Linked DNA regions of Mus musculus: all the other regions are linked to region 4. The links are chromatin loops, found by intact Hi-C in ENCODE. Cell type or tissue: left cerebral cortex. All regions are shown on one strand. Links, peaks and the distances in the headings refer to the core of each region. The heading gives the core; the rest is flanking DNA.

The links. Hi-C counts contacts between places; a loop is a spot of excess contacts. Peaks named below come from ENCODE experiments on the same cell type or tissue, not always from the same donor. Only the 100,000 strongest peaks of a DNase experiment are listed, where the experiment ranks them.
Region 1: a loop joins it to region 4, with 2.6 times the contacts of the local background. A loop is called at or near these places in 2 of 42 quality-filtered maps.
Region 2: it touches region 4 in a loop (2.9-fold over the local background); 2 of 42 quality-filtered maps call a loop at or near these places.
Region 3: it touches region 4 in a loop (2.4-fold over the local background); 2 of 42 quality-filtered maps call a loop at or near these places.
Region 5: a loop joins it to region 4, with 18 times the contacts of the local background. A loop is called at or near these places in 7 of 42 quality-filtered maps.
Region 6: a loop joins it to region 4, with 16 times the contacts of the local background. A loop is called at or near these places in 9 of 42 quality-filtered maps.

What each region holds. Positions count from the first base shown.
Region 1 is chrX:59,035,876-59,041,261 of GRCm38, reverse strand. No RefSeq gene overlaps it. Among named protein-coding and RNA genes, the nearest start is that of Mir504, 59 kb to the left of the region's middle. In left cerebral cortex, for the core only: a CTCF peak has its summit at 3,053; a DNase peak (open chromatin) is centred at 2,871.
Region 2 is chrX:58,973,709-58,979,094 of GRCm38, reverse strand. No RefSeq gene overlaps it. Among named protein-coding and RNA genes, the nearest start is that of 4930550L24Rik, 65 kb to the right of the region's middle. In left cerebral cortex, for the core only: no CTCF peak of the experiment used is centred there; DNase peaks (open chromatin) are centred at 2,112 and 2,247.
Region 3 is chrX:59,067,832-59,073,217 of GRCm38, reverse strand. The region is part of intron 3 of Fgf13 (fibroblast growth factor 13); the gene reads left to right. Among named protein-coding and RNA genes, the nearest start is that of Mir504, 27 kb to the left of the region's middle. In left cerebral cortex, for the core only: no CTCF peak of the experiment used is centred there; DNase peaks (open chromatin) are centred at 930 and 2,270.
Region 4 is chrX:59,133,171-59,138,556 of GRCm38, reverse strand. It overlaps Fgf13 (fibroblast growth factor 13), which reads left to right and starts at 4,121. Exons shown (of 5, transcript NM_010200.3): 1 at 4,121-4,680. The coding sequence starts at 4,494. In left cerebral cortex, for the core only: a CTCF peak has its summit at 3,274 (motif pointing right); DNase peaks (open chromatin) are centred at 3,839, 4,278, 4,574, 4,798 and 1 more place; H3K4me3 peaks cover 2,291 bases; H3K27ac peaks cover 1,774 bases.
Region 5 is chrX:58,617,419-58,622,804 of GRCm38, reverse strand. No RefSeq gene overlaps it. Among named protein-coding and RNA genes, the nearest start is that of Gm25851, 260 kb to the right of the region's middle. In left cerebral cortex, for the core only: a CTCF peak has its summit at 2,237 (motif pointing left); a DNase peak (open chromatin) is centred at 2,215.
Region 6 is chrX:58,810,541-58,815,926 of GRCm38, reverse strand. No RefSeq gene overlaps it. Among named protein-coding and RNA genes, the nearest start is that of 4930550L24Rik, 98 kb to the left of the region's middle. In left cerebral cortex, for the core only: a CTCF peak has its summit at 2,911 (motif pointing left); a DNase peak (open chromatin) is centred at 2,887.

The sequences.
Region 1 (5,386 bases), core at 260-5,259, 97 kb after region 4:
GGTGGTAGTGGTGGTGTTGTTGGTGATGGTGGTGGTGGTGGTGGTGGTGGTGGTGGTGGTGGTGGTGTGTGTGTGTGTGTGTGTGTGTGTATGCACACACATATGTGTGTGGTACCCTTCTTTTGGTTTGGCTGTTTTGAGATTATTTCCTGTGTTTTCTTGGGTGTAGTTAGCCTCCCTGGGGTGGAGTTTTCCTTCTAGTGTCTTCTGGAGGGCTGTATTTCTGGATAGATGTTTAAATTTGACTTTGTCGATGAATACCTTGTTTTCTCCATCTGTGTCACTGAAACCTTACTACAAAATTGGGGTTGGGGGTGAGATAAGCAAACGAGAAGGAAGAAAAGAAAATTGCTTAAGTTGTATTGTATCAAAAGTATTGCCATTTAAAGTATGTGGGTACAAAAATGAAGTGGAGCTATTGAGATAGCTCAGTGGGTAAAGCACACGCCACTAGCCTGACGAACTGAGTTTTACTTTCTGAATATACATTAGAATATTAGGACACAATCAGGACAAGCCCCTAATGTAGGGGTGGTGGTGTATACCTCTAATATAGGAGTTGGAAGACAGAAGCAGAAGCATCAGAGGGGTCCAGTCCAGTCCAGTCCAGTCCAGTCCAGTCCAGTTCAGTCCAGGTTATAGGGCAGATCCTTTCTCAGAAACAACAACAGCAAAAGATACACTGTTTGTAATTGGCATATGAACTGATAAAATACATAAGAAGTTACTCAAGGTATGGTTTTTCTAACACTGTTGATATGTAATGAAATTAATAAAATCGAATAGGAAGAGGAAATTAATACCACATATAAGAAAAACAAGTATAATTCAATATTTCATGTAGTCTCTGAGTCATAAATATTTCATCTTGAGTGTTTTGGAGTGACACTTCCACTTTCCCCACGATAATATGAGGTTGTTTTCAGGCACAATCAAATGCTCCTCAGCACTTGGAAGTCTGTGACCTAGAAACATTAAATGTTGAAATTGAATCTAAGGAGAGAGCCATAAATATGAAAAGATATCAGCAAAAATGTTCAATACAGATTAACATGTTATAAAAGTAAACCTCAATGCCTAACAATATGTGGATAAAAAATTCACGTCATGAAATTATGCAGTTGGTTATAATTGTCTATATTTCTATGTTTTCCATATTTTAGCACAGAGTATACTAATGTTCATACAAAATATTAAGAGTATTTCAATTTTGGATTTCTCATCCTCTAAAATTATAAGCTAAATAAATTTCTGCCCATTTTGAAAAACTCAATTGTAGTACTCTGTTATAGGAACAAAAAAGGAAACAACATGTGATACAATTCCACTTGCATGCAGTATCTAAAGTCAAAGTCACAGATAGAATACAATGGTGACTAACAGGCCTGACAAAAGAAGGGAAATGTAGAGTGCTGTTTATTAGTTACAGTGTTCCCCACTTGCAAGATGAAAAGGGAATGGAAACTTATTTAGTAACAATATACTTTAATAGTCATACTTAGTCATATATTTAAAATGGTTAGGATGGTAAATATGTGCATGTTTTTAACATGCACAATGATGCCAGCAGCGGCAGATATGGGAGCATGGCACCAGTAGACAAATTGCAGGGTATGTAGTCACAGTCACGGGTGCTAGCTTACAGCAGTCTAGAGCTCACTCAAGTCCTGCCCCAACATACTGCCAGCTAGCATGATCACCCTGACTCTAAGCAAAAACAAGACATTAGAGAAGAATGGTTCATTTTCTGAGTTAAGTCTCCTCAACTGACTCTCATAGTCCTTGTTGCTGCTGGAGATCATATTGGTGTTTGTTTTCTATGCTACCCCTGGAGACCAAGTAGTTGTTCATGGTCCTTCCTATTGATTGGCAAGGAAGCTTCTTTTAAAGTGGTATCGAAGACTGCAGCCTCATAACTAAGAACAAGAAACACTGAAGGTTTCTGTGACAACCTCTCCACACCTCCCCCGCAAAAACGGAAAATAAAATAGAAACAATCTATATAGAAAGCTATTGAAAAGAGTTCTTAAAAACTGTGATAAGGATGCTGGAAGGTAGCTCTTCACAGTTGATGGCTTTTGACAAAGGAGTAGTGAGGAAGTACTCAGTTTTCTTTAACACTGTCTATTGGGAGTTTTACCATACACCAATTAATATATGGACAACACAAATAGAACTTGGTGCTTTGTTTTGGTTTTGGTTGTTTTTTTAGGGGGTGGGCACAATTGTAGAAGGGGGACATGGGAGGAATGGGAAGTGAATGTGATCAGTGTACATTGTAGAAAATCCCTAAATAATCAATAAAAATATTACGATGAGGGAAACATAAAAATAAACTTATGTACGGCTTAAGGAGTACAAGCAAGAACTCTGTTATAAGACAATGGTTAAACTGCTGCATTTTTTAAACCAAAATCCTCTAGCAGTAATCAATAAAACACGTACTCTAACACAATGGTTCTTACCCTTCCTAATGTTGGGATCTTTTAATAAAGTTCCTCATGTTGTTGTGACTCGGACCATAAAAATATCTCATTGCTTCTTCATAACTGTAATTTTGCTACTGTTATGAATCATAATGTAGATATCTGATATGCTGGATATCTGATACAAGTTTTAAGTAGTTACTAGTTTAAAGCCATAGACAAAGGTTTCTCTCAGTTTAAATCAGAGAAGCCTCTTATTGCAATGAATGGCAGTGAATGCAGACTCATGGGTGCTCCAAGGTTCTGTGAGTAAGTGATGGCTGAATGTGTAGCTTGAAATAACACATTTATGCCATGCCCCCATCTTACTTACTTTTCTCTTGCTGTAGTAGGCAGCATAACCAACACAACTTATAAAAGAAAGAGTTACTTAGGGGCTTACAGATTCAGAGCACTGGAGTACCTGACTGTCATGGTGAGGACCATGATGACAGACAGGCAGTGTCTGAATCTTGAGCCACAAGCTTTCAGAATGGCACTAGTCTTTTGAAACCTCAGAGTCCACCCTCACTGACACATGGCCTACAAAAAGGCCACACTTCCTTATCCTTTCTAAACACTTCCAAATAGCTGGGAATCAAGTACTCCCTCTAGGGGCCATTCTTATTTAGATCATCACACCCTCCAAGAATCAGGGAACATTACTGAAGAGGGGACAAGAAGAACAAATACAGGAGCTAGGAAAGAGGGAGAAGTGCAGTAGAAGGCCATCTTCTGGCTACAAAGTGGTGTTTGTAAACATGGATGTACAGTAGCTGGGGTTACCTTCCCTGGGACTGCACATGGCTAGCCCTGTAAACCAGTCATGGATAGGGAGGGAATAGTGGGGCTCTACTGCTCCTTGCCAAACTACTGGCTACAGATAAATTCTGGGAAATGGGGAGTTATTTTTTTTATTAGATATTTTCTTTATATACATTTCAAATGCTATCCGGAAAGTTCCCTATACCCTCCCCCCACCCTACTCCCCTAGCCACCCACTCCCACTTCTTGGCCCTGGCATTTCACTGTACTGTACAGGAGAGTTATTCTCTTCAGATGCATACCCACAGGTAAGTCCACATGTCTCCACTAGATAGTTCCAAGTCTATGCTCACACACATGGCTCTGGCTAAACTCAGGGAGTTATGAAACAAAATACAAAGGTGTGGATATGGAAAAGCATTGTGTAGGTAAAAGGGAAAGGTGGACAGGGAAGGAGAGGGTGGACAGGGATGGGAGAAGATAAAATAGGATGGGTGTTAAAAATAATCAGAGTGAATCATACACACACACACACACACACACACACACACACACACATATTCATTCAAAGAAAAACTTTGATTAACAAAACAAAATGGATGACAGAAAAAAAAGAAAGTGTAATATATTGAATTTGCTGGAAAGTTGTCTAGGCAATTGGGCATATAATTGGATTTATAGGAAATCAATTTTGTGGATTGAAATCAAGGATGTCGTTTAGGTAAATTTAACACTTAGACAATTATGTGATGTGATTCAGTACAATATAATGCAGGGAAGAAAATCAAACCATGTACTAAATTGTTATGTAGAGGGTTCCCCCCCCCCTTTTTTTCTTTTTTTTTGTTATTAGATATTTTCTTTATTTACATTTTAAATGTTATCCACTTTCCTGGTCTCCCTTCGAAAACCCCCTCCCTTTATCCCCTCCACCTCCCTCTGCTCACCAACCCACTCACTCCTGTTTCCTGACCCTGGCATTCCTCCACATTGGGGCATAGAGCCTTCACAGGACCAAGGGCATCTCCTCCCATTGATAACCAACTAGGCCATCCTCTTTGTAAAATAAGTGTGAAATCCAACAGATGAGGTAGATGGGCCACTTGGATACCAGAAAACCCAAGTGATTAGGCAGTTAGGAAAGGAAAGGAAAGGAAAGGAAAGGAAAGGAAAGGAAAGGAAAGGAAAGGAAAGGAAAGGAAAGGAAAGGAAAGGAAAGGCAAGGCAAGGCAAGGCAAGGCAAGGCAAGGCAAGGCAAGGCAAGGCAAGGCAAGGCAAGGCAAAGCAAGGCTTTTAGGTATATCAACATTTTTAAAGCAAATCCTGCCTTAGAGAATGGATTGTCTGGCTTCGTAAGATAAAATAGAAAGAGTAAAAGCAGAAGTCACATGAAAAGGTTTTGGCATATTGCTTGATAGAATGCATGTACAACATGAACAAGGCCCTGGGATCAGTCCCCAGTACCATATAAATTGGGCATGGTAGCACACACATAGAAACCTAGCATTTGGGAATTAAAGTAATTAGGATCAGTTTAGCCTGGGGTACATGAAACCCTGTCTCAAAACAAAAAGGAAAACAGAGAAGCAATCCAAACTAATATAAATATGTGAGATGAGAAAATGACAAAAGCAAGTATATACCAAACTTTTAAAGCATATATCTCAAAATAATATAGGACATACTAAGTCATATTTATGTCTCAGAGATGTGGCATTCTCATCTGTGATGCATAGTTCTACTGAATTACCACTGAATTTAGTTTCCTGAAACTTCCATCGGTTATTGACAGATGGCTATCTTACATTGTCTTTTTGATAAATGACAACTGGTTTTGCCATTTTGCAACTTCACCAAGGGTAGGCAAGGGTTCCACTGCTCTCACATCTTCATCAATGCTTACTTCATGTGCTTCTCAAAGTAGCCAGGCCCTTCGATTTAAGTGTTTGCCTCTCTCCTGAATTCACTTAGAAACACGCTCCTTAATGTAATGGTATTGAGATGCTTACAATGTGATTCAGTCAGGAGGCCTCTGATCTCATAAATGCCATGGATCGGTGCCCTATAAAGAGGCCTCTGTGAAATTAGAGTTTCCTTTTTGTCAGTGCATCTTTATGCTATGTGAAGACATGCCATTATTTCTTCCAGTCTTGATG
Region 2 (5,386 bases), core at 118-5,117, 160 kb after region 4:
CTGTAGGTTTTCTTATGGTGTCCTTGACTTCTCTGGATGCTTCAATCCTTCCTCCCCCTCCTACACAGGATTCCATTTTTGGTTGTGGGTCACAACATCTGTTTCCATCAGCTGCTGGGTGGAGCTTCTCAGATGAGAGTTATGTTAAGCTCCTGTCTATAAGTACAGCAGAATATCATTAATAGTGTCAGAGATGGGTTCCCTATTGTGACATGGGCCTCAAGCTAAACCAGCTTGATTGCTCTTTCCCTCAAATTATGTTCCCAGTACAGGGGAATGCCAGGGCCAGGCAGCAGGAGTGGGTGGGTTGGGGAGCAGGGCAGGGGTGGGGGAGGGTATAGGGGACTTTTGGAATAGCATTTGAAATGTAAATGAAGAAAATATCTAATTAAAAAAAAGAAAAAACCCTCACACAAAAAAATTACGTTCCATCTTTTGCCCTTGCACATCTTGTAGGCAGAAGAAATTGTGGATTTAAGGTTTCGAGGCTGGATTGGTTCTAAGATTTCTAGTTTATTAGTTTATATTATTATTTTTCTAATAATATTTATATTGAAGTCTAGTAATATTGAATTAACTCATCAAGTTATGCCTTTGTACTTGTCCTATTTGCATTATCTAATTTTTTGACCACTCAGGATGTTTTCCACTATCTCGTGTCTTTATAAATGAAGTATATCTCTAGTAGATAGTATGTTTTTGTTTTTTAACCATTAAAAATGACTGAAATTATAAATATGCTATAATTTATGTCTATAACTTTACTATTACTTGGTGATGATCCCTACATTGTTGACTGTACTATCTCTTCATAGGTTAATTGATAATTTTTCTTAAAATTTTTATTTTTCTTTGGGACTGTATTAGATATAGTTTTTACTCTTATTTTATTGTTTATTCTAGAGATTATATTGTGCTTCTTTAAATGCCTATGTTTAACTTAATATTTTGTTATTTTCTAGAAAATATGAACATCTTGGAACTGTATAAGTCCACTTCATAAGTCGACTTCCATCTGCACATACATATCAGATCTATACCTTGGTTTTCATGTGGTTCCCTCAACAACTGAAGCTGTGGCTGTCTGTGAATCCCATTCCCCTACCTATGCTGCCTGCCTTCAGTGGGAGAGGATGTCCTACAGAGACTTGATGTGCCAGGGTGGGGGGGAACATAGGGGAGCCTCCACCCTCTCAGGAGAGAAGGGGAGGGGGATTCAGTAGGGAATGAGTGAGGGGTTAATGATCAGGATGCAAAGTGAGTTTAAAAACAGAGGCAATTCTTTATTTATAGGACTGGCAAGTCTATTTCAGTAGTGTCATTCTTGTTTTCCTGCTAAATGCCAAAATACCATCATGTTTTGAAATTTTTCCCTTAGGGTCACTAGCTGATCAGCATTGGTTTTCAGCCTTCTCATTATAGATCAAGAGATTCAGATCCAGAGAAGGTAGGTAATTTGTCACTATCAATATCCTCCTTGTAGAGACAAGTAGTAACCTTGGTCCTGATTTCAGGTCTCTCCTAAATGTGTCATGCTCCATCTGAGGTTGGTTATTCAATTATTTGAAATATAACCAAAGTGTAAACTAAATTAGAATTTTTGTCTCCTGAGTTAATGTACTATGGTTAAGAAAAGCTATTCAAAGGAAGCTAACAGTTCCAGGCTTTGAATACATCCTTATTCTAAGTGTCATGAACACCCCTGAAGCATTTAACTGTTGTACAATACTTGCATTTCCTTGCAACACTGATATAATTAGAATTTTAAAAGGTCCATACAAAACCTTCATCAAGGAAAGCCCATATAATTACTGTAGAATAACTGATGTTTTACTTAGTTTCTTTTTCAAAGAACCAAAATATTTTAATATTTTTAAGTCCTGGAAAACTCATTTCTTAGCTTCACCTCCCTACAATTTTGGGAACATGCAAACAATCTTATTCTTCTAATTGTCATAGGCGAAGCTACTGAAGCAGCTTGAAAGCTAGTTTCTACAGTTATCCTGCCTCCACACAACTTAGTCAGCATGTCTGTACAGTTTCATTATGAAACAAGTGCGTAATGCAGTCCATCAAAGAGCCAAACTTATTTCTGATCAGCAACGTGGTAAACATGGCAAGGGCCTTGGCTGGATGATAACTATTTAAAAGAAGATTAGACTGCAGCTCAGAATGCCCAGGCAAGGAAACAGCACTAAATTTTGAACAAGAAAAGGCTAAATATGTACTACACACAGAGATTATGCATTTTCCTTTGCTGAAAAAAAAAGTTTAGATGGGACTGAAAACAAAGCTGCCAGCCAAATACATGAATAGAAACAGTTAACAGATGGCTGGGGTAAAGGGGAATCAGAGTGGGTGTTGGCAGAAATTGTCATAGTTCTTGGATTCTGTCCTACCAGATTGATGCTGCTTAAGCAAGCAGGGCTGTTGTTAGCATTTGTTAGTAATTAATAGGAAGAATTGTCATTTTAATTAATTTATTTTTATTGGCATATATCCATCAGACGTAGTGTTGGGTTTCATAGTGATCATTTCTTTCAAGTATATCATTCCAGAATTCTCACTGGAGTATTTTATAACTAGGTTGTATCAGAATGTGTTCTTTTTCACACAAATATTATTTATTGAATACGTTTTAAGTGATTGGGGTTATTTTAAAACTCATACAGGCTACCACAAAGAAACAAATACAGAAGAGTAGGAATTTATTATTTTAGAGCTAACATTTTAAGGGGCTCATAATGTGGTTGGTAAGCACAAGCAGAGGTGATGAAATATTATCTGAGTTGTGGCCTGAAAGAAGTGAGGAGAAGGCAGTGGGAACAACTGGAAGAAGATAGGTCCAGGCAGAGACAATGAAAAATGTTAAATCCTTAAGGCTTGGTAAAGTCTGGTAAATTGTAGTAAAAGTAAAAGACAGGCTGGTCAACAGAGCTCAGTAGCAGAGTACATCCTAGCAAACAGAACAGAGCAAAAACTCAGCAAAGAAATGAGATGGAAAGAAAGGCAGAATGGAGACAAGGTTGGGAAAAGATGAAGAACACTATACTTTCACTAGACTAAGATCTAATTAGAAAAGAATGTTGTCTTGAAAATAATTTTAGACTCATGGCATATAGATATTAAATCCTTTATCAAGAGGTATCTGTAATAAAAGAGAAGAAATATCCCAAGGATTGAATTACTTACAATGTTTCCCTATATTGAAGTTATAGAAGGACCAACAAAAGACTGATAGGATTAAAGGAAAGAAGCAGGCCTTTATATTTTGGTTGGCTTCTTTATTAAGGTGAAAAAGGATGCATGCCTAGTGTGATGGAACTTTCTCAGAAGAACGAATGAAATGGGTTTGCATTTTTCATTTCTTATGCTATTGGGTAAATTTTAGATTTCCCTCAGTGGGTTATGATGTCTCTTTAGTAATAGTACCCAACTAAATATGTGTTTTACAAGATATATTTAATACAGTCATCTGATTCTAAGGCTGTTGATGAAATATTGGAAACCCTTTTCCAAGTTAAGTAGAAATAATTCTGGGAAGTGAGATTTTTAGTATCATGGGCATGATGTTATGAAATTTAAAACAGTGGTCTAGTTTTTTATTGTGATATTGAAGAAATTCACCTAATAGTAGATTTTAAAATCTTCAAACTGGTCTAATGCATGGAACAAAACTATTCTAGTGCTTTATACTATCAATGACTGGCTAATTTATATCATGGCAGGTCTGATGATAACAGCTTATAGAGAAGACAGTAATTTTAATTAAAAGTAGTGAAAAAGAGGGAGGCAATGAATATACATTTGTAGCTCATACTTAATGGCCACTAATGAGGTTATATCATTAACTATTCTGAAGTCATTCCTTTTGTGATTTGGGCAGCTAATCCCTGGGACATCCATAGTGCTTGATTGAAATTTACTCTGCTTCCTGTAGTAGTTGATAGTAAAGTATTTTTGAATGAAGAAAACTTCTTATTCCTGTTCCTAAAGAGAAAGTAGTGCTAAATATAGATGTTTTGTATTGCTTCCAAAAAAGAGGTTGGGATTTTGGGTAAAGTGGAGGGCAGAGATGTTCATTTACTAATACAGTCTAAGAAAAGTTCATTATTATCATGTAAAGAAATCACCTATGGTAATTAGCACCTTGAAGGAATACTTAATAAATATCTGAGATGGTCCTCTGTTTACTTCCTTTACTATGGAATAATTATAATTAACTCACCCTAACCAACCCCAGCATGCTGGTATTATATCATAAAGAGAATCAAAGCATAGTCTGAGAGAGTTTAGGTATTGACATGTAATTCAAGTGCTCAACCTTACAGTGTGTGCATGTGGTTTATTTATACCAATAGGCCAGTTTCTCACAACACTTCTGATAAATTTTCAATACTTTTTAGTGGCAATCGAGTAGGAATGTTCTGTAAGTAGAGGAATATATTGACCTGCTTGCTTTGAGCAGCAGTTTACTTTTACTGAGACAAGGACAAGAGGATATAGATTTCAATTGTATGAATTAAATACCTCCTATGGCATCACATAGAATTTATGTATAAGGATTGTTTGAAACTGACCATATGGCAAGATTAATCTTCCCAAAACATAGTGTTAATCTTCTGCTTCATACTCAAAATCCTTTAAGATAGCTCTCCATTGTCTGCTGAACACAACTGACCTCTTAAATTGTCTTTCTATCTTTAAAGGTTATAGCATGCTCATTCCCTTCACTGACCCTAAATGTTGACCAAAGTCTTCTTGGTGTTTCCCTGTTTTGTTTTGTTGTTGTTGTTGTTGTTGTTGTTGTTGTTGTTGTTGTTGTTTTTGTTTTGTTTTGTATCCAGGGTATTGTTTTCATGCTGTGTGCTCCAGCAAATATGGTTATTAGTATGCATCCTGCTTCTTCCCTCAAGATGTTCAGACACTCTTGCACACTGGGCTTAAACGAATGAAGCTGAATCAGAATGGCTAGGTCATATCTGCAGGATCATGGTCTGGCCAAGTGACTGCTGGGGAAAGAAGGCCTTCTCCAAGATGGTTTCCAGTGTTACATCTCTTCTTTATCAGACGGAAGTGAAACATCTCCCGAATGGTATTCAGTGAGATAGTCCTCAGGGATATATAATATTCAGGGATAATAAGGACTACATAAACCTTGGGGTGTGGGCAGGGTTTTGAGGGGAGTGTAATAATAGCTAGTACTGAGGTGCTGAGAAAACTTTATCTGCATGAGGACAGATTCCAGGTGCTTAAGCTTGTAATTTGGCCATCAGGGCTATATGACTTCCTCAATGATGGTGGAGGCAGGAGTTGTAGGACTACATGCCCTGAGGCCTAGAACAGGCAGAGAGATTCTTACTCCTGCTGGTCTCAAGATGAGAAT
Region 3 (5,386 bases), core at 70-5,069, 65 kb after region 4:
TCAATTTCTCTTAGTCCAGCATTTTTTTTATCATAACTTAATGTATTTGTTTGGCAACAGAACAGAAAGCATTGATTCCCTCTTTCTCAACTTCTTTCTTATTATGCTTTGAACTCAGTAATAATGAAGTTTATTTGCCTCAAATATTCCCTGGGAGAGAACATCAAAGCTCTGAATATAATAATTAGTCCTGGATTTTGGGATCACTGATGGAAGGGAGGTCTATCTAGGGAATATAGGTAGTTACCTTGCCACCCCATGAGTATAATTTATATCTTGAAATTCCATTTACTTATAAAAGAGCTGAAACTCTGATTTAAATGTATTCCTGATGTTCGGTATGCTTCAGAATCATTGACATATACAAATCAGACCTGCTTAAATAACCTGCACATTTTAAATCCAGAAAATTAATTATCATTAGAACATGGCTCAGGATTAGATGAATAACCCTTGGTAGTGACAGTAATTGCTAACCTAATTGGAGGATTAGTCCGCTGAAAGTGCACTGGCAGATAGAAGGGGAAAAGAGGTCACTGGGGACATTGAAGAGAAAGAAAAATCTTTTAAAAATGTTTATAGGACTTTTTGGGGGAAAAACATGTTTCAGGGATGTAAATAATGTTTCTGTTGATGTCCATGCATAAATGTAGAAACTATATTTTCTGTGTTCTGTACTCCCTGCTTTAAAAGTGTCACATGTTCATTAAACAAAATATATTGAAAAGCAATAGCCTATGCTAGAATATATGGCCTTGATGTAACAAACTCGTGAACAGTGAAGACATTCTTGCTATCCAGGTTTAATGTTACCAGTTTTTGTTGGAACTACTTCAGTAGACAATTTTGCTTCCCTAGATCCAAGAGTATCTATGCAGCCTACCTAAAAATATGATGTGGGGGCTAAATGTGTAAAAAGGACATTTACAGTCTGTGTGGCAGTCCTCAAAGCTTCCGATCCTGCTGAAATACAGACTCACATGTCCCACTGTCACCTTGCAGTGGTATAACAGCTTACACTTCAAGAGCACAGTGCGGGTAGGGGGATGAAAACTCTGTTTGCCAAATTACTTATTTTAATTAGAAAGGTATTTAATCTTGGTGTGTCTGCTTTAATACTGGAAATGTGCTTATAGAACCTGCCTGACAAATATACACAGAGATATTAAGCTGTGTTGTTTTAGGCCATGGTTCCTGGTAGTACAGCTATAAGCCTTACTAGCCTCACTTTAGAGCAGCTACTGTTCTATTCTAAGCCTCCTTTGAGCAAGGCTCCAACTCAAGCAGGTCAAGCATACTGTACAGTACCCGTGCTTTGCCACTGTGACTGTAGCAACGAAGCCAGAGATGCTTCTTTAGACTCTAAAAGAGAATAGCAGTTTAAACCAGTCTCAAGTTTTTGGTTCTTGGATAGTGTTTCAGGCACACCATTAGATCTTGGGGCTATGTGCGCATGAATCCAGGATGACCTGTGGTGCCTTAAAAGTCTATATTGAGACATTATTGCCCAAATTTCTCATTCCTTGGCTAAAATATGATCATAGTAACCAGTTAGTGTAGATTCCATATAGTTAAAAAGTTTAACATTCACAAAAAGAAACAAATCTGGAACTTGTAAGGGAATCGAATAGAAATCATAAACACAGAAGATATTGGAGACAAAAGATTTCATGAACTAAAATAAAATTTATCTGAAAAAATATATATGAGTATGAGAGGTAAACAATATTTAGGAAAAATAAATGTGTTAAAAGTTTTAAGATCCAAAGTCCCTTTTACTTTATACTCATATTAAGCAATTGTTAGGAACGATGTAAGGACTATGCGACACACATTAGTTCATACACCTATTCTAGTAGCAGATATTTATCTACTGCATTTTAAATTCAGAGCACAGCTACTGCTGTCTTCACTCTGTGCCTCTTTTGGGTCAAGACCACCATGGTACCTTCTTTCAGGTCATCAGTGAGCAGGCATCCACAATCAAGCAATGTAGATTTGATCCTTGATGTACATCCCACCTCATCTCCTCAAAATCGGCCTTTCTTGGCTTGTGCCAAATATAAATGCCATTATTTATATTGCTGATGTGTCCCGAAGAGAGGCAACCTCACACTGGTCCCTTTTGTTGGGCTCTTCAGAGTAATATGGGATGCTCAATATTTGTGCATTTTATTAGAATCAAGACTCTTCTGTCTACTCATTCAAACATAGGATAAGAATGACAGTGTCACATACAGAGAACAGAACACTCCTTTGGTTGCTTCAAAATGCTTTTTTTTGGCCCCATTTTCTTCTCTGCTGAGCATTTGAGTCCAAATTTAGTAGGAATGACTAAGAAATTTCCAGGATGTGACAGAGTATTCAGTTCATTGAGTCCCTCCTTGTCATTTTCCAATAGTTGTAACTATTGCCAAGATTTCCTCTTAACATCGTAGGTGCCACATTATTCTTCCTTCAGAGCTGTTAAATCACTCATGCAAGATCTGTCCATGCAATGACAACCTCCTTATAAATATAGCTGATTTTATACTATGGTATAAAGGAAATTCCCTGCAGACGTTTTGAAATCTGAGTCTAATAAGTCATGTAAATTTCATTATTTAGTCTCAATCACTGAAATCCAGCAGTCACACTAATCAATGATCCAATAATCAACTGGTCTTCAATAAGCTAGGTAATGTGACCTTTCATTGCTGGGGCTGGAGATAGGGATAGCACTGTATAGATTTGGAAATACAAGTTCACAGTCAACAGTCACGAGTATAAGTCATGGGCTGTTAGTGACCTAGATAGAGCCTCTGGGAGTCAATATAGATTTAATCAGTCTGATTGGGAGAAATCACATATAATTCAAAATGAAATTATATTTAAAGTAGACCTTGTGCAATAAAAGGAAAGCTATCAGACACAGAAAGAAAAGGGTAGTTACTAAACTAATGAATGACATTAGGAAAGACATGTGTGGTTAATTGGTGGAGGATTTTAAAGGAAACATCCAGTCGTTATTTGTATATTTTATAGGCAAGGTGAAATCATTAAGAGTTCATGAGGAAGAGAAACTTATTTTAGAAACGCAAACATCAGGAGAACAAGGAAGACCAATTAGGGGATTCTTTGAACAGTAAAGTCACACACTAGAGCACTGGCTATAAGTAAGGAAGGCGAAGGCCATGGGATCACAAAGCAGAGAGCACAAGAGTGAATGCAAATGTCCTCTGGGTTTAAGTGTGAGCAACTGAAACTTGGTAGATTCTAGATACTAAAAGAAAAATGAAGGGATAAGTAGGGGAGACATTAAGTTCTGTTGACCTGCATTTCAGCTATTCTTTTTTTTTTTTTTTCTGTTTTGAAATCTTTCCCTTCCTTCGGGACTCAGAAAAAATGATCTCTTTTGTCAATGAGAATATCCTGAGTGCCACCATTAGAATTAACTCTGACGTCATATATATTGCTCTAGCTATATGCCCAACCCTTTTAGATACTGAGTAAGTTAATGGGATGCATTAATTACCTATTATTTTTTAAGTATCATTCAAATACATAATTGACCATCTGAAAATGTGTATGAAATTAATGGATACATTCTACCACAAAGGATGTTAAGCATAGCATTTTTTCAAAACCTGACTTAGAATATGCATTGATCCCATCCACTCATTCTCCAGTCAGGAATATGTTGTTTGTATGGTTGAACAGCGTCATCTTGATCAACTGGATCATTAACCAGATTTACTTGCAAATGATTTCTGACTTTTTATGGAAGGAAAACCTACTTTCTAAGGATGAATACTTTATCCAAATGATGATTTAATTCACAAAGAACTCCAGAAATTTTCCTCATCCCTAGAGAAAATGTGGAGTTTTTTTTTTTTTTTCATCAAATGTCTTTGTAGACATTCTTTGGCTTTCTCTGTGTTGAGAAAACCCCACAAGGAGAAATTTTCACAACCCATAAATAGAACTCTTTTAAGTTTCTGCCATGTGACAGTTGCCCCAGAAGTACATTTATGCTTTAGTAGGTTGAATTTGTTGACTCCTAGGAGAGCTATGGTGTGTATCTACACTAAATAAAATAACCCCCAAAGATATTCTGGCCAAATGTGTTCTGCAGAGCAAAAAGGGGCATCTGGCATATTATTGAATGTCGTAGTGTTTAATAAAAAAGAAAATAAAATTACCTGCATGCTTTCTTTTCAAAGAAATGCAGAGAAATGTGTTTCTCCTTGGCTAAAGTAACTTTTAGATACTTCAGATGTTGTTGCTCAGCTGGCATGTATGATGAGAATAATATTAAATATGAAAATGGAGGAAGGAAGAATCACAGAGATACTGTGTAGAAAGAGACCAGTGGCCTAGAAAATATGCATAACAATGGTTCTTTAAAACCTAGGCAAAATGATCAACTCTTGTTCCTGATAACCTCTCAACTCAACAAATTAGGGGAAAGGTCTAATAACATCAACTTTATATCTGTGCTCCAAGTGCCCTCTCTGCTACTCCATGGATTACTTATGGACTTAAATCTGCTTCTTGTTTTCTCTAGCTCAGTAATGGCCACTTTAGTGTATGTTTATTCTATGTTGATGTGTGTCCAAACACGCAGCCTAAAAGGATGGCTGACTTTTGTCCTTGAAGCAGTCTGTGTTGGGTAGCAGACTTTCATTTGAATGCCCCATTCTAAAGAAAACATAGCCAAGTCCAAATCAAGAAAATCACACTCCAGGGTTCAAAGAACTCTGGGCTGTCCTCTTGTGTTTGTAGAATTAGTGTGAATTCCATGATATCATATTGGTTTGCTTGTAAATGTTACTTTAAGGAAACACTGAGTTTACAAGTAAATTCTATTTTGAATTAAGATACAATGAGCTGAAAAAAATCTATTTTCTTTACCTTATGGTGAAAGTAACTTTCATTGTAGAATCATTTTAGAAATCTAGGCAACCTTCTTTGTAACACTGCTTTGAAACTCAGGCAACTGGCAACCATCATACGTGATAACCCCCAAATCCATGAAAAGCAATCACATGGTTAGAGAAAAGACTCAGCAGGTAAAGATCCATGCCATACAAAACCTAGAGACTTAAATTCTATCACTGGAACCTAAATAAAAGTGAAAGGAGAAAACACCTTCACATGGATGTTTTCTGACTTCCACATATGAGCCATGCACATACACATCTAACACACACACACGCGCATGGGCAAGCATACACACACAATAGTAATATAAGAAGTAAATGCAAAACTAAATGTTCATTTTCTTTTATTTATCATTGAAAAAATCAAAGATCCATATGATTGCTTTATACTTATCTTTCCAATCTGTTTACTCTTGAGTTAGTCCAGCAGCATACACTGATGAGTCCTGCCTAAATCTTCCCAT
Region 4 (5,386 bases), core at 254-5,253:
GAAGGATCAGCATTCTATGCTCTGATAATTCCCATAAATCTTAGAAAACAGTGCTACAAACCTGGCTCCAAATGAACTCACAAAGAGGGGGACTTGAAAGAGTTAAGCATTTCTCTTTGGGATTCCAGGGATAGTTTATGTTTTGGTGATATAGGAAGGGACAAGTGGCAGGTATTAGAAGATAAGGCAGCTGGAGGAACAGGGTTGTTCACAAAATGAAGTCAAGACTGTCAGACCTAAAAAGCCTTGTAAGGTGCATCTCATCCAGGCATTTTCAAACATTCTGGTTTTAGTAGTTGAATTTTTATGTTTATTTTAAAAAGAAATCCCACAATGAGCTGTACTGCACAGAATAGATGGAAGTAGAGGTGCCATGTTTAAAACATTGTCAAGGGAATTTACAGGCTGCTACTTTTAGGAAGCGAAGACTCCAGCTTGGAAGTGACTGACATTGACCAAGATACTCCTTTCAACAGGAAGAATATCATACCCACAAAACTCACATGGCCAGTTAATATAGGAGATACAAAACAAAACAAAACATATCTCCTGACTAGTCGGGTGCCAGGATAGAGTTCTTTAGGAATGGAAATAGAGAAAAGTGCTAAGAATGTATATTTTTCGTAATATGATCAAGGCATGAGCTTGGTGGGTACCATGAGGAACAGGAGGTCTGTGGGAAACAAAGAAAAATAGACTCACACAGTCCAGAAGAGTTCAAACTATGAATCTGGAGGGTATCCAAAAATCCCATAGCAGAACTGCTACTGATAAAGCAAGCCAGGAGAAAGGGTGTTTTGGAAGCAGGTGTCAAAAGAGAGTTCTTATTCTTCCTCCCACTCAAATGCCATTCTACTGGTCTGAGATGGCAGTGGAGAGAAAATAAAAGACAAATAGGCTTTTCTAGGACATATTGCAATTCTGGCTTTCATTTTGCCCTCCTCAGATACATAGCACTTTGAGGATTTGAAAAATGATATTCATGCTTTTCTTTAAGTTACTAAGCACCTGGGGAATAGAAATGAGTGGTAGGAAACCATAAAAAGCATGCTTTATTTATAGTTAAGCCAATTGGATAATGTGATTTAGAGGGACCCGTTTGTTCCATGTATATATATACGTGCATGTCTGCGTATGCATGTGTGGCTGCATGTGTTTGAGTGTGTATTAGTGTGTGTCTCTGTAATATGCTGAGGAGGGTGCCCACAGGGGCCAGAAGACTGTTCGGACCTCAACGAGCAGCCTGACATGAGTACATAGTACCAAACTTGAGTCTGATACAATAACAGCAAATGCTATTACCCACTGAGCCATCTCTCCATCCCCCACAGATATCTTTCTTTATGTTCTGGATTGAACTTGACTGTGAGTCACAGACATCTTAGTGGAGGAAAGAGAGAGAAGAATGCATGTGGTCTACAGTCAGACAGAATACATTAAGTTAGAGACATCTTAATCCAGTCTCATCAATCTCACATCAGATATTTTCTCATAGAAATGAGAGAATGAGGTGGAGAATATAAAGAAGTAGAAGGAACTTTTGGATGCCAACAAGGACTATGTCTTATTTATTCTATTATCCCTGTTTGGGAATTAGCAAGATTGATGGGGGAAGGTTGATCAATGTGTAAGTAACAGTTAGGTGGGAGGAAAACGTTCCGATGTGCTATCGCACAGAAAGATGACTATACACAATAATGGACTGTATATTTCAAAACTTGAAGATTTTCATGGTAAATAGTATTTGACCAGGTGTTTTTAACATAAAACATTACACAATATACATGCTTTAAGAGACTGTGGTACTTCCGTTGTAAGTTTAATTTTTTTTTATATTTTATGCAATAGCTAAAAATAAAGTTTAGAGAAATAACTGAGAAGAAACGAATTTGAGCAGGAAAGGTATTTGCAAATACCCATGGACTCAAGTTGTCAGTGTTGGCCCAGTGGACCCATGTGCTCATGCCAGAGAGTTCAATTCGCAGTCAAAACACAAACAAGTTGATGGTACATAAGGACTAGGAGAGCAGATGATGTTTGCGTACTTGTACTTTGTAATGGTAATTGCCCCTCTTGGCTGTATATGCTCAAGTCTTCTTCTATGAGTCTGTTTACTGACAGTATCTAACCAAGAGAAGACAATAAATCCACAGGCACTCTAAAAATATTCCGGGGTTATTTAAGCAAATGGTAAATAGTTCTCCTGGAGAAATGGATGAAAAACTATGTAGGAAAGCCCTTTTCATTTCCTTGTAATATTTCCTAATCCTTTGCCAAGTCTGTTCCTTTTCTAAATAAAACCTTTGTCCTTGTTTAGCGTTTTCATATACTGGACCTGGAATTCCAAAAGCAATATGAGTTGAAGAACAGGGGCCCTTGAATAAGGTACCAGAGTAAATTCATTCCAAATCCCAAATATCTGGTCCTGGTCAAAGTTTCTTCTGATCTAGCTTACGATGAAATACTTCCCTTCCTAGTTCCTGAAATTTAACCAATTGTTCTTTCTGAGTGGAGACATCTCTTCTTCCATCTGGAATCAATACCAACCACGCATTCATCAATAATTTTCAATGGATTTTGACTGATGTTGTCTATATGACAAGGAAATGGGAATACAGTGAACAAGAGGAGCTCCAACTGTGCAGGCATTCCAGACACAGTGGGAGCAAACCAGGGGTCTTCGCTCCATGAATTAAGCTGATGTTTTCTTTGCTTTCTCAGAGACTCTGGATAAGTTAAGCATTGGTTTTGCATTTTAGTTTATTTTGAAATGACCTGGGAAAGAGGAGAGGGTCCAGTACAAAAAGCGTAGAGCCCTAGTAGAGCTTTCTATTTAGCCTTGGAGATTAAAACAAAACAGCAAAATAATAGCATCTAAAGGTACAGAGGTGGACGGACTAATGATCTCATTAATGCATTTACAAGGACTGAGAGAAAGAACCTATTAGTACAAATTAGCTAGTAAAAGGCCAAGCTGATTCCAGAATTGGGGGTTATAGATGAATCTTTTTGGTTTTGAGGAAGAAGTAAAAGAAGGAAGCAGGAAATGGGGGATGGAGCAGAGCTGAAATGAAGATCTGGGCTATGCTCTTTTCCCCCAATATTGCCCGTGGTACACGTCCAGGCTCACTGCGTGGCTCCCAAATGGCCAGATGAGGGGGCGACGAGGAGAAAAAAAAAACAAAACAAAAAAAAACAACGAGGCTTGGCCAGTACACTTCAGCACGAAAGGAAAAGTCAGCAGAAACCACTGGGTGGCAGCGTGGTGTGCTGGAGCAGCTCTGCAGTGCCTGCTGCTGCCGCTATAGTGGGGGCTGAACCCGTCTGTGTGCCCTGGCCTCCTCTCCTGAAGGGCTACAAGTGTCGCCATGCAAAATATCTCCGCAGGTCTCTGGTGGGATGTGGGCTATTACTGAGCCATGTGCAGGAGTCTGGGCAACTTCTGGGGTTCTGGCTGGGGCTAACTCTGAGTCCTGTACTCAATGCACACCCTCTTTCCTCTTCTCCCAGCCCCAAAGCCCAGCACAGCCCAGCTCCTGCAAGGCAACTATCTCACCCTAAGTGCCTCCTCCATCACTGTTTCTCCCTAAGCCTCTTTTAGGGAAAAGGAAAGAGGGCTTTGGGCAACGGGGCAGTGTCTTGATCTTCTACAGGTGTTCGTGGGAGCGGGGACTCTGCACCCGGGGGGTGGGGCGGTCGGGGGCGGCGGGCGGGCGGGAGCCAGTAGCTGGGTTCCGGGAGGGAGGGGCCGCCGAGACAGGGAGGGGGCCTCCGCCAGGCTGTCGCGCTCTTCTGGAGGGTGCCTGCAGCGACTGAATTCCTGTGCTGCGACGGTGCCGCGCCCAGAGCAGCAGCCACAGCGACGATGCCAGGCCATTACCTGTTTGATCCCTGCGGGAAAGCTGGCACCGGCCAACTTTTGCCGGTCTTCAGGCGGCGAAGTTGCAAGGACTAGTGGAAGCGCCGGAGGGGCCAGGGCGAGGGCGCGCTCCCCCGTGCGCTGCCTCCTCCCTCCTCGCGCCCGCCGCCCGCGCCCGCGGCCTCTCTCCCGCCCGCGCGCTCTCCCTCCGCCCGCCTCCCTCCTCCGGCCCCCTCCACGCGACACAGGGCGGGGGTGCCGCGAAACTCCGACCCGAGCCGCTTGGACTTGCACCGTGTCCTCGGGGCTCAGGGGCCGAGCGCACGCAGTCACAAGCGCAGCTCTCTGCCTGCCTCCTGCTAGTCTCGCCTGCCATCCCGGCCCGGGGCTGTGGCGTCGGTTCGGACCAAGGCTACCAGAACCCGCGCGGGAGCCCGAGCACCTTCGGAGGAGCTCAGAAGGCATGCTGAGCCCCCTCCGCGACTGAAGCCGGAGTGCCCAGAAGCCCCGGCCAAGCAAGCGCAGGCTAAGGAGACCCAGGCGGCCAAGGCGCGAGCAGCGCAGCAGCGGAGGAGCGAGAGGAGGCGAAGGCAGAGGGGCCCCCGAAGAAGTGGTGGTGGTGGGCGTCGTGGCCATGGCGGCGGCTATCGCCAGCTCGCTCATCCGGCAAAAGAGACAAGCCCGCGAGCGCGAGAAATCCAATGCCTGCAAGTGTGTCAGCAGCCCCAGCAAAGGCAAGACCAGCTGCGACAAAAACAAGTTAAACGTCTTTTCCCGGGTCAAACTCTTTGGCTCCAAGAAGAGGCGCAGAAGGAGACCAGGTCGGAAAGGGGCTTTGCCTTTTATCTTTGCCCTCTCTTACTTTGCGACTGTGAAGGGGGTTGGGGGCGGCATGGAAGCGTAGGTGAGTTTGGAGCCTAGCTTGTGCAGATGAGGCCCCCTAGCCGGTGTGCGTGCGTGGGAAGGCGATTGCTTTTTTTTTTTTTTTTCCTTGCCTCTGTAACAGTTAAACAGGCTTGCTGCAATGCAACTGCCCTGGGACAGGCACAGAGCCCAGGAGCATAGCTTGCCCTGGAGGTGCGCCCTCCTCTTCAGACCTGCCACATGCATGTATGGGTGTGCATGCCCCTGGGCTAAGGGAAGGCGTAACCCAGACAGGCTGTCCTGTAGGTTTGGAGATCGCAAGAGAGGAGCAGGGCTGACTTCATTGCCCATCCCTCCTGGAAAAGCCGGGGAACTCCTATCTTGCTTTCATCACTGCCAGCCAGACCCTTCCCCTCCAGGTTCCAGTCCCAAGGGCTATGAGTTTTCCACTGTTTAGGCATTCCATTTCTTTTCGGGACAGACGTGACTTGTGGGGCAGCTTTGAAGCGTTTGCTGGAGGGGGGGTGGTTGTGGTGGTGGCAATAATTCTAGAACCTTGCGTCAAAGATTTTAGTGACCTGGTCAGACTAGTAAAACTGATAACTTGACATTAAATACAAGACAAAAGACAGCACTTAAATCATCTTCAGGTTGTGGGTCCTT
Region 5 (5,386 bases), core at 110-5,109, 520 kb after region 4:
CAAAATGCCTTGCTATACCCTACCACGTGAAGTTGCCACTACTGGTCTCTGTGATATTGCTGTAATGTAAATTTGAAACACTCCCTGCAGGTACTTGATTTGAGATTGTAGTTTTTATTTATTTGTTTGATTGTTTATTATTTTTGGTTATTTATTTATAGAGTACTTTGGTGGAAGGCTGAAGTGATGGAAGTAGTCATCGGAGGTAAACCCATTTTTTGGTGGTACTATCCTAAGTTCTCTTCTTGCTAATCATGGGCAGTAGGTCTGACATGTCTTTGAAACCATAAAGTAAAATAAATCCTTCCTTTCCTTAGTTGTTTCTTGGTCACGATGATGCAAAACTAACTGAAGGTGTTCCTGTTTGCTTATTCATTATTGTCTAGACATACTGGTCTTATTTCCCATAAAGTGCCAAGCCAAACCTTATATCAGGCTTTGAATTTTGCTCTTTGCTTTGCCTGGAGGACACTCCAGGTATGGATCTGTTTCTGTAAATAAGGTTTAATTATTTACAGTCATGGCCTTTTATTTGCTGCTGACTACAGCTACTTTCATTTTAAAATGGCAGAACTCAGTTGCTGAGATAGGTATCATATTACCCACCAGACTTTATGGGAAATGTTTCCCAAACCTGGCTAGATCTCTCCTGTGGTCATCTTCTTTTCCAGGTCTCTGGTCTAACACTTTACTCAGACATACTACCCCACCCTTAATTTCTTCACAACATTTCTCTGATATTACTTCCATGGTTAGTTATTGCCTGTTAGTTCTAGATTACCATATTCCCCAGTGCATTTCTACATGATCTGATACATCATAGTTCTTCAATAAGTATATGCTGGATAACATGATACATAGTCACTGCCTTTATCAAGGCTAAGAAAATCTCTTGGACTGAATAATTACAAATACAAATTTATCTCTCTTAGTTCTAAGGCTGAAAAGCTCAACCTGATTTTGGTGTCTGGTGAGAGCTCATTAGTTGTAGATTCTATGCAAACAAGCTCCTATGGACTGATTATTTTGTTTAATAAACACACTAATCCCCTTCACAGGAGTGGAGTTCTTATGACCTGATCAGATCCTGAAAGCTGAACAACTGAACAACTACTGCATCTGGATTCCATCTCAACACCACAGTCAGAGTATAGCAAACCCTGAGCTGCACAGAAAACAACAGATACTTAGACCCAGGATTTGTTTAAATCAAGCTCAGTGGGGAGAAAAGGACAGAAAAGCTTGTAAAATAAAAGCAAATGAGCTCCCAAATATGGATGAGAAATCATTGTATGATAAAGCCAACGTTAAATTAATTGATGATTGATTAATTAGATCATGTACAAGCAAATATTTAAAGAACATTTTAACATGATGATTATAAAAATCAAACAGAACATTTCCAAAATTGTCTTGCCTTTTCATTCATCTAGAAAAGAATGTTCATATTACCTTGCTGAATTCATTTTAATTAGCACATGGAATGAAGTAGGAGAAATAAATGTGTTGAAGAAAAAAAAATGACCCTTTTAAAAGATTTTCAAACTTGGCTAAATTTAACTCATCTCTGTAGTTTAAGAGTCAAATACTTTTTGATACTGCCTTTCTAGTAGTTTACATTTTTTATTAATCATTTTATTTGTATACATTTCAAATGATATCCCACTTCCCAGTTATCCTCCACAAACCCGGATCCTATTCCCCTCCCCGCTCCCCCTTGCCTCTATGAGTGTGCTCCTCCATCCACTTCTGCCTAACCCTAACCGCTCTAGCATCCCCCTACACTGGGGCATCAAGTCTCCACAGGACCAAGGGTTTCCCCTCACTCTGATGTCAGATAAAGCCATCCTTTGCTACATATGTAGCAGGAGCCACGGCTCCCTTGTGTGTACTTTTTGGTTGGTGATTTCATCCCTGGGAGCACTGTGTGATTTGGTTAGCTGATATTGTTCTTCCAATGGGCTTGCAATCACCTTCAGTCCTTCCTCCAGCTCTTCCATTATGATCCCCCGGCTCAGACAGATGGTTGGCTGTGAGTATCTGCATCTGTCTGCAGACATCAAACCCCAACACTATTGCTTGCCGACAGGAACCTGGTATGGCTGTTCCCTGAGGGGTTCTACCAGTACAGGAACAATATAGATCCAGCAGTTTACATTTTTGTCCAACTCTCTCCCTATCCACAGTCATTCTCCTATAGGGCTCTAACCTGGCATCTTGTCTTTGAGCTCCCTCTGCTGGCAGCAAAACAAGTTGCAGAATTAGTCAATAACAAAGATTGTACATTGGATGGAAATTTTAAAAACTCTTTCAACTTGAAAAATTAAAATGAGTGTTGATTTACATATTTTGGTAAAAATAGTGATTGTAGCTCTTATCATGCTGAATTTTAATGTAAGTCTATCAAAATTACCCTTAGCAAAACTTTTTTATATACTAGTGCCATATGGTCAATTTACTCTTTCTTTTGGAAATATTGTTTCTGCACAAACGTCCATGTAGCAGGTGCAGACACTCTTAATTTCTTGTTAACACATAGGTTTCGGTGTTTAAATGTTATTCCAAAGCAACTAATATGTCACATATGTGGCATATGTGTTATGTCTACTTCTTTCACTTCCTGTTAGACTATTTTTGTAAACATTAGACTTTTGACAACAGCCAAAGGTAGGTATTCTGAGGGAGAAACAGTCTCCACTATTGATTGAAGAGTTAATGAGTAAAGCCATTATATAAGTCATTACTGAGATGCCTCAAAAAATCTAAATACTAAACTTCTAGATGATCTAACTATGCCCCACCTGCATACATACTCAAAGAAATTCAAGTCAGGAGATCCATGTTTGGGGGACACTATGCACAACAGGCAAGTTATGCAATTAGTTTAGGTGTCTATCAGAGGATGGACAAAGAAAATATTCTATCTATACATATAACAGAGTTTGCTCTGCCATAAGGAAGAAGAAATAATGCCATTTTAAGAAATGTGTTATCACATCAAGTTGAATAAGTCAGATGCATAAAGATAAATATTGTTCCACTGTAATATGATATTTTAAAATCCCATTAAACTAGAGGGTGCTATTTTGGAAGATGATAGAAACTAACAAATGGGGAGAGGGATTTTAAAAAAAGCATAACAAGGGTATATGATGAAAAATTATGCAAGTATTATAATAAAAATCATTATTTGGTACAATAAATATACATTAGTTACAAACCTTAAATAAAACAGAAGACTAACTTCAAAAATAAGTCTGAACATGTTAGGAATTACTATGTTCCATACAACTTAGGGCATGTTTATCTCAAATGTTTTTCACTAGAAAATGTTTATCAAATATTGTATTTCCAGATACAGTTTGACAGCACTTATGTGAGGGGCGAGAAATAACCGCAGTTCCTGCACACAAGACCGAATTGCACTAAATATTGTCTCGATGGTCCTGATCTCCCACTGACCACACTGGGTTGCGTTTGCAAGGCAGTTTAATGATTATGGATTGATTTTATTGAGCAAAGAAGTAAGGATTTGTATGAGGTCAGCTCTGATTGGATAATTAGTTGTCAACTGACATTTAAAGCACTATGGTTTCCAGTAAAACTTGTCTAGTGAAAAATCACCAGGATAAAGAAGGGGACAAGAAGTGGGGAGGGTCTGTGGTTGGGGGTGCCTGGAAGAGTGAGAGGAACTGCGAGTGTGTTATGGATAGCCCTGGGGCTAATGATATTTGATGTTAATTCCATTCTCCTGGGAGGGGCTGCGAACAAGGAATGAGTCAGCACTCAGGTGATTTCCTGGAAACCTGCTTCCCACCTTAATTTGTAAAAGAAAGACGAGCTGTTGATTGGGCAGATAAAAGGGAAGGTAGAGCAGAATGTGGGAGAGGATGCAGAGGAGGAGGAAGACAAAGACGAAGAAAAGCAGAGCAGAAGCACATGGCTTAGAGAAACCGCAGTTCTAAGGGGTCTCATAAACTGTGGAAGATGGTAGTGTAGCGGTAGATCTGCCCAATCTAGACACACAGCATGTAATCATATTAACTGTGTTGTGTTATCATTGGGAGGGCATATCTGGGTTGGAGAGATTTACAGCAACAGAAGTGGATCTGATCATTCGCATATCTGAAATTGTCAAGGAATAAACAAAAGATAATCAATATTTTAAGATTTCCAATGAAATATTTGTTTTTTGATTTTGCATTTTATCACTTAGATATTTTCTGTGTTGCCATTAGAAAAAAAGATAGGAACAAGAACCTTTGTGGGTAGCTGTACGTTGTGAGAAATATAAGCCCTAGTCACATACACGTGGTGTGTGAACAGTCCCCACAAGGTTAGAAGTATCCAAAATCATTTGGAACCCTGGTAGGTATGAATGAATGCAGGTATTGAAACAACACAAAGGAACAAGATGAATTGTTATGCTTGATACTTGTGCCTTGAAAGGAACTGATGACTGCAGCCTTCCCTTCACTCCTGATAAGTAACATACTACTTAATCAGACTAAAGGGTCTTCCTAGGGACCAGAAAACCTTAACTACATTTTATAATTTCCAAGACTGGACTCATCTATTAGGTCTTAATTCTTAAATCTTAAAACCCTGATATACTTATCCAAAAAGAGATACTGGATTGGTTTCTGATGTGTTTTAGCTTGTTTCATGCATTTAAGTGAACAAAAAACTAGCAACAATGCCCTGATTCATCTAGCTTTTACTTAAATTAATCACTTTAGATGGCTTGCTGTAAATAGCATAAGCTCCAAGTAGGAATGGGAGATGGGGGCACAAGAAAACCAGTCAGGAGGCTTTGTAGACGTCCAGATGAGAGATGACAAAGGTTTTTCACAGTGTAGCCATATGCAGTTGTTGCACTTGGTCCTATTTTAAATGGTTTTGTTTGTTTGTTTTGTTTTGTAGAGTTTAATCATTTAGCTATTTGATAATACACTTTTATTTTTACAAAGATTGAGAGTCAAACTTGAAATCATTTTACAGAGTATGATGAAGATAACATAAAACAGAAGCATGGTCCAAATTCAGATGAGGAATTAGATGACTGTGTGTGTATATATATATATATATATATATATATATATACACACACACATGTATATAATTTATATATTTTGTTCTAAAGTTAGAATTTTTGAAGACATTTTTGAGTTCCTGGTGTGAAAACCTTTTAAATGTCTTGAAGGAATAACAAGCAGTCTGCTATAACAGAGGATTTGGGGAATGGAAGAAAAAGAGGAGATAAAGATTATTTCATGGTTTAGAATTCACTAATTGCAAAGGTGGAGGGTGATTTAGGAGACAGGGAAGTCTGAGGTAAGAACAAAGTTGGTGGCAGGGAAGTCTGAGGTAAGAACAAAGTTGGTGG
Region 6 (5,386 bases), core at 155-5,154, 320 kb after region 4:
TGCAATTATATACCTAGCATACACCATAAAAATTTCAAAATTATATCATATGACTAAAATGTATATAGTTTTAATTATATAAATATAAATCATAGGAGTAAATCATATGATGTTGGCTCTGCAACAGTCTTGGATGTAACACCAAAGCATATCAACAAAATCAAAAGTAGATAAATCATACTTTATCAAATAACATAAAATTATGTTCCAAAAGAATTAACCTACTCATAAAATACAAATAAATAACTCAATCCTGGTAAATCTGTACAACAGAATATTGTTAACAGTAGAATAGAATGATATAAGGTTCTATGTCCCTGCATAAATGAACATGAAATCTCCTTGCTAAGCTAAAGAAACCATAGATAAAAGGCTAAATATTTTATGATTCCATTCATATAATATATCCAGAAGGAGCAAATCCATACAGACAGAAAGTTGTTTATGATTTTCAGAGTTCCTAGGAGAGGTGAATTGCAACTAAAGTACATAATAAGATAGGGTTTCATTTGAAATATCAAAATGTTGGATGGATGATGGTTACCTAACACTTTGAACATACTAAAGTCATTGAATTTCCTACATTACATTGGTGAATTTTTGCTATGAACATCATATCTCAGTAAAATCATTTAAAAATATATGTTGAGTAAGTTATATTTTAAAAACATTACTTTATTTGGGCTACCTGTACTTCTATAAGTAGATATTAGTATATTCTCTGGTTATTAAAAAAATAGTTGCCAGTTTCTGCCTTTTTCCTCAATTTGGCCTAAACTCATTGATACATAATAGTTTCATATTTGCCTTTGCTTTCCAAGGCAGTTTACAGTAAAAGATACCAGTTTCTCCAATTGTTTCAGCTGTGTCCGGAGGCTGGATCACTGATTGATAGGTATCTGTGTGCCTACCTAAATGAATGTAGTCATTCCAGTTCTCTTACACACCAGACTGCACAGCTCTGAAAGACAGGACAAAGTCAGTAGTCATTATTTCAGCCAAGTGACACAGCTGTGTTCTTCAGTTCACCAAAAGCTACTTGAGCATATTACTTATATTGTATTCAAAAAGAATATCTCATCATGTGGGGCATCTTTTTTTCTTTCAATAAAACTGTTGTTGCTCATCTTGAAATACAAAGACAATTTTCTGGACTTTCTCCACTATTCTGTAAAAGCCTCAGGTACATACCTGACATGTGATTAATTATACTGACTAGCAATGAAAGAAAGAATATATGTACCCAAAGCTCAGGAATAATAGAGTTTCACATCTCTGTCTCTTAGTTTATAGAAAGAATGAAATAAAAATGGAAGAGTTAACACTTAATACCACACCTTAAAATTGTGATATTTCATTGCAGTTTTCTTATGAAGAAATACACATATCACACACACACACACACACACACACACACACACACACACACACACACACACAGTAGTGGGATGAGGGTCTGTTACAAAGGTAGAATGTAAGCAATGTGGATTCTGATTCAATGTCTTTCTGATTCTAACACCTGTCATCTTTATCCAGTATAATTTTTTGTTAACGTTTTCTTTTATTCTTTAATCCTTTTTAACAGTCCAGACTTCATCCCCACCCCTGTCTGCCCCTCAACCACTTCTTCTGGTCCTATACCTCCTCCCTACCCCACCACCTGTCTTCAAGAGGATGCCCACACTCCCCCACACCCATTCCCACCCCACTCGACCAGACCTCCCCACTTCCTGGGGCTGCAAGTCTCTCTAGGTGCATCTTCTCTCACTGAGGCCAGATAAGTCAATCCTCTGCTCTGTATGTGTTAGGGGCCTCATAAGCTGATGTATGCTGTTTGGTTGGTGGCTCTGTGTCTGAGAAATCTAGGGGGTCCAGGTCAATTGAGACTGCTGGACTTCCCATCTGAATGCTCTCCTCCTCAGCTTCTTTCAGCTTTCCCCCATTCAACCACAGAGGTCCCCAGCTTCTGTCCATTGGTTGGGAACTAGTATCTGCATCTGACTCTTTCAGCTTCTTGTTGGACCTCTCCGAGGGCAGCCATGCTAGGCTCCTGTCTGCAAGCACACCACAGCATCAGTAATAGTGTCAGAGGAAACAGTATGAGGAAAATAGACAGAATATGATCAAAATACATGAAACTGTCATCATGAAACTGAGTATTATGATGATTAATAGATTCAAGTAAAAAACCTTGAAAATAAAGTTACATAAACTTTTATGGGTGCATTTCTTGGGACTTCTTAATCTGAGAATGAACTGAACCCATTAACACTAAAGAAAGCAAAGAACAAATAGTGTTACTCTATCAACTAGTTTTTAACAATACTAGTTAAGTCATGATATCATAGAAGAACATGCCTGTAAATGCATGTTGTTTGGGGGATATTATTATGTATCACTGATATGATGGAATCATTAAAAGAAGAAACATCAGAAGACCTCAAACAAAACTGCATGCTCTTTATTTTTTTAAAATATTTTTTTATTATGTATTTTCCTCAATTACATTTCCAATGCTATCCCAAAAGTCCCCCATACCCTCCCCCCGACTCCCCTACCCACCCATTCCCACTTTTTGGCCCTGGTGTTCCCCTCTACTTGGGCATATAAAGTTTACGTGTCCAATGGGCGTCTCTTTCCAGTGATGTCTGACTAGGCCATCTTTTGATACATATGCAGCTAGAGACATGAGCTCCGGGGTACTGGTTAGTTCATAATGTTGTTCCACCGATAGGGTTGCAGACCCCTTCAGCTCCTTGGGTACTTTCTCTAGCTCCTCCATTGGGGGCCTTGTGATCCATCCAATAGCTGACTGTGAGCATCCAATTCTGTGTTTGCTAGGCCCTGGCATAGTCTCACAAGAGACAACTGCTTGCTAGGAAAACACTGTTGTCTCTGCCCTCTAGTGGTGAGGCCATGTAAATTGACTATTTTCATAACAAAAGAGCAGAACCAAAAATAATTGTTTTAGACCTGGGGCTTTACTGTTTGACTCCTGTGAGAAGTGACCAACAGCACCCTTTCTATCTTTTGTATGACTTATCTCTGTATAAGTTTTCTAATGGGGTAGTGAGGTTCATTTATTTATCATGTTTATTACATGTGTGGCACCAGAGAATTATTTGGCATGTAATTATAAGTGATGCACATTTTATGACTTCATTGAGTTTCCATGTTGGTGACTTCCATCTACTGAACATTTGTTTTATATATAATGTTCTCTATTATCATTAGATTCTCATAAGGAAGATGTTATCATTTATTCACCTAAAATCAATAAACTAAGGCAAATAGAGATTCAGTCAGTAAATCAGAGATGTGGTATGAAACCAAGAAGTTTAAAAATAAAATACAACAAAGATTTATATCCAAGTACTTGGCACTTTTGCTTAAGCTAGTGGTTCTCATTGTTCCTAATGACACATTCCTTTAATATATTTAATATATTTCCTCCTGTTGTGGTGACCCCCCAAATCATAAGATTATTTAGTTGATATTTCATTACTGTAATTGTGCTGTATTTATGAGAGTCAATATAAACATTTGACATGTGAATCATGTGAAAGTGTCATTTGACCCCTGAAGGGTCACTATCCATAGGTTGAGAACCCATGGTTTAAGCAGTCCTTCAAGAGTCTAAAATAATTTACAGCTCTGTAATAAATATATTGATACATGTTAGTCTTTTACTTAAATTTAACAACCAACATATATAAGACATTAAATTCCCTTGCCTTTTTGTTACCCTGTGCCACAATGACTGCCCCAAAATTTTAATTATCTTTTTTGTTTCACTGATGGTAAATATTTTCTACCAATTTAATACATTATTTTCTTTTCAAGTTAATTGGAACCTAGATAGTACAAGCTGAGAGTTCAGAGAAACTAGATAAATATTCTACTTGAGATTTAATCTTAAAATCTTCCTAAGCTTTTTGGATATCTTATATACATTTCCTTGTCATTTTTTTAAAAAGACACTTTTTCCTCATCTAGTACTCCATTTTCCATTTCCTCTGAAATGAAGACTTTTAATGGATGAATCCAAGTCATACTAAATATAGCACCCCGAAAGGTCCGTCATTTGGACTGTTGAATAGTTCATCAATTAGCAGTTATTTTTAACGCCTGTTACTTGCCATTCTGTATGTCTCCCACTTCCTTTCACATTAATGAGCTAAGACATTATCATGTAGGTTTGTCATTTACCGGTTGATTTGGAACAGTGTGTGAGGGAGCAGGATAGAAAGAGAAAAGTCAAAGCAGAGGCTTTTTAACAAGCTCTTCTTTCTCTTCATGAAACTGATTAAACTGCTGAGGCTGGAATAAAAGTATAGGAAAGGTCTCCAGGAAACCCAGTTATCAGTTAAGCAACACCACTGCTGAGTTTTCATGAGAATGTTCTGAACTTCTTTTTCTAGCACATGAAAGAACCCCTTTGGCCTTCTTCTCTTTGATTACCCAAGAAGTTGTATAATTCTAAAGCAACCACCTTTCAAGTTCTTTGCATCAGGCTTACCTGTTCTCCCCTGACCTATTTTCTCTGTTTTTGTAGGTCAATACTTAACGTAGCAAATAGAATAATTCTGAGTCTTAGCCTGTCAATGAAGGCACGAGTGGGGTGTTTTATGTGTCTTTTCTCCATCCTTTCTTTAGCAGCATACATTTAGAGACGACAGCTATATAATACCCAAGTATAGATTAAACAAAAAAGTAGTGTCTGTTGAATGAATGTTTTTATTCTATGCTATACATGGGCAAAGAAACAATAAATTATATTTTGTTTTTTCCACTAATATGAGTGAATGTTTATAAGCTGCAGTCAAAACAACTTACCTAAACCAGTAGATTTATATTTGTGACTAAAATGCTTTCTGAAAAAGCTTGTGTTTTAATAGATGATGGAGCAAGAATTAAAGGGAATGTCTTTGTGGGTGAGAAAGAAATATCAAGGGAGGTTTTAGGAGTAGACAAAGGTTTGAGTATAGATTTAAAATTTTTTTAAAAGATTAATAAATACTCAAGGTGATGGAACTTTTTAACTGGTAACAAGAAAAGTAGCAATACTTCCCTATATATAGACTTCCAACATCTTGTACTAGACAGTTTCATAACTAGGATATATTGCCTATAATGTTTCCTTGTCTGCTTCCCTCACTAGACACTGAATTTCATGGGAGGCTGTGCTTGAACTCCACAATGAATAGTAGAACGTGTTTCCATAGAATCATAGTGAAAGTCTAGTAAATATTAATCACATGAAAATCGAGAGAACTTAGTTGTGAGGAAATAAGTAGTAGGCACACTAAATAACACATAAAAGTTTTTTTTTAAACAACTGCTAAATGGCAGAGTATTAAATAATAATGAACATGGGGAACTCTCC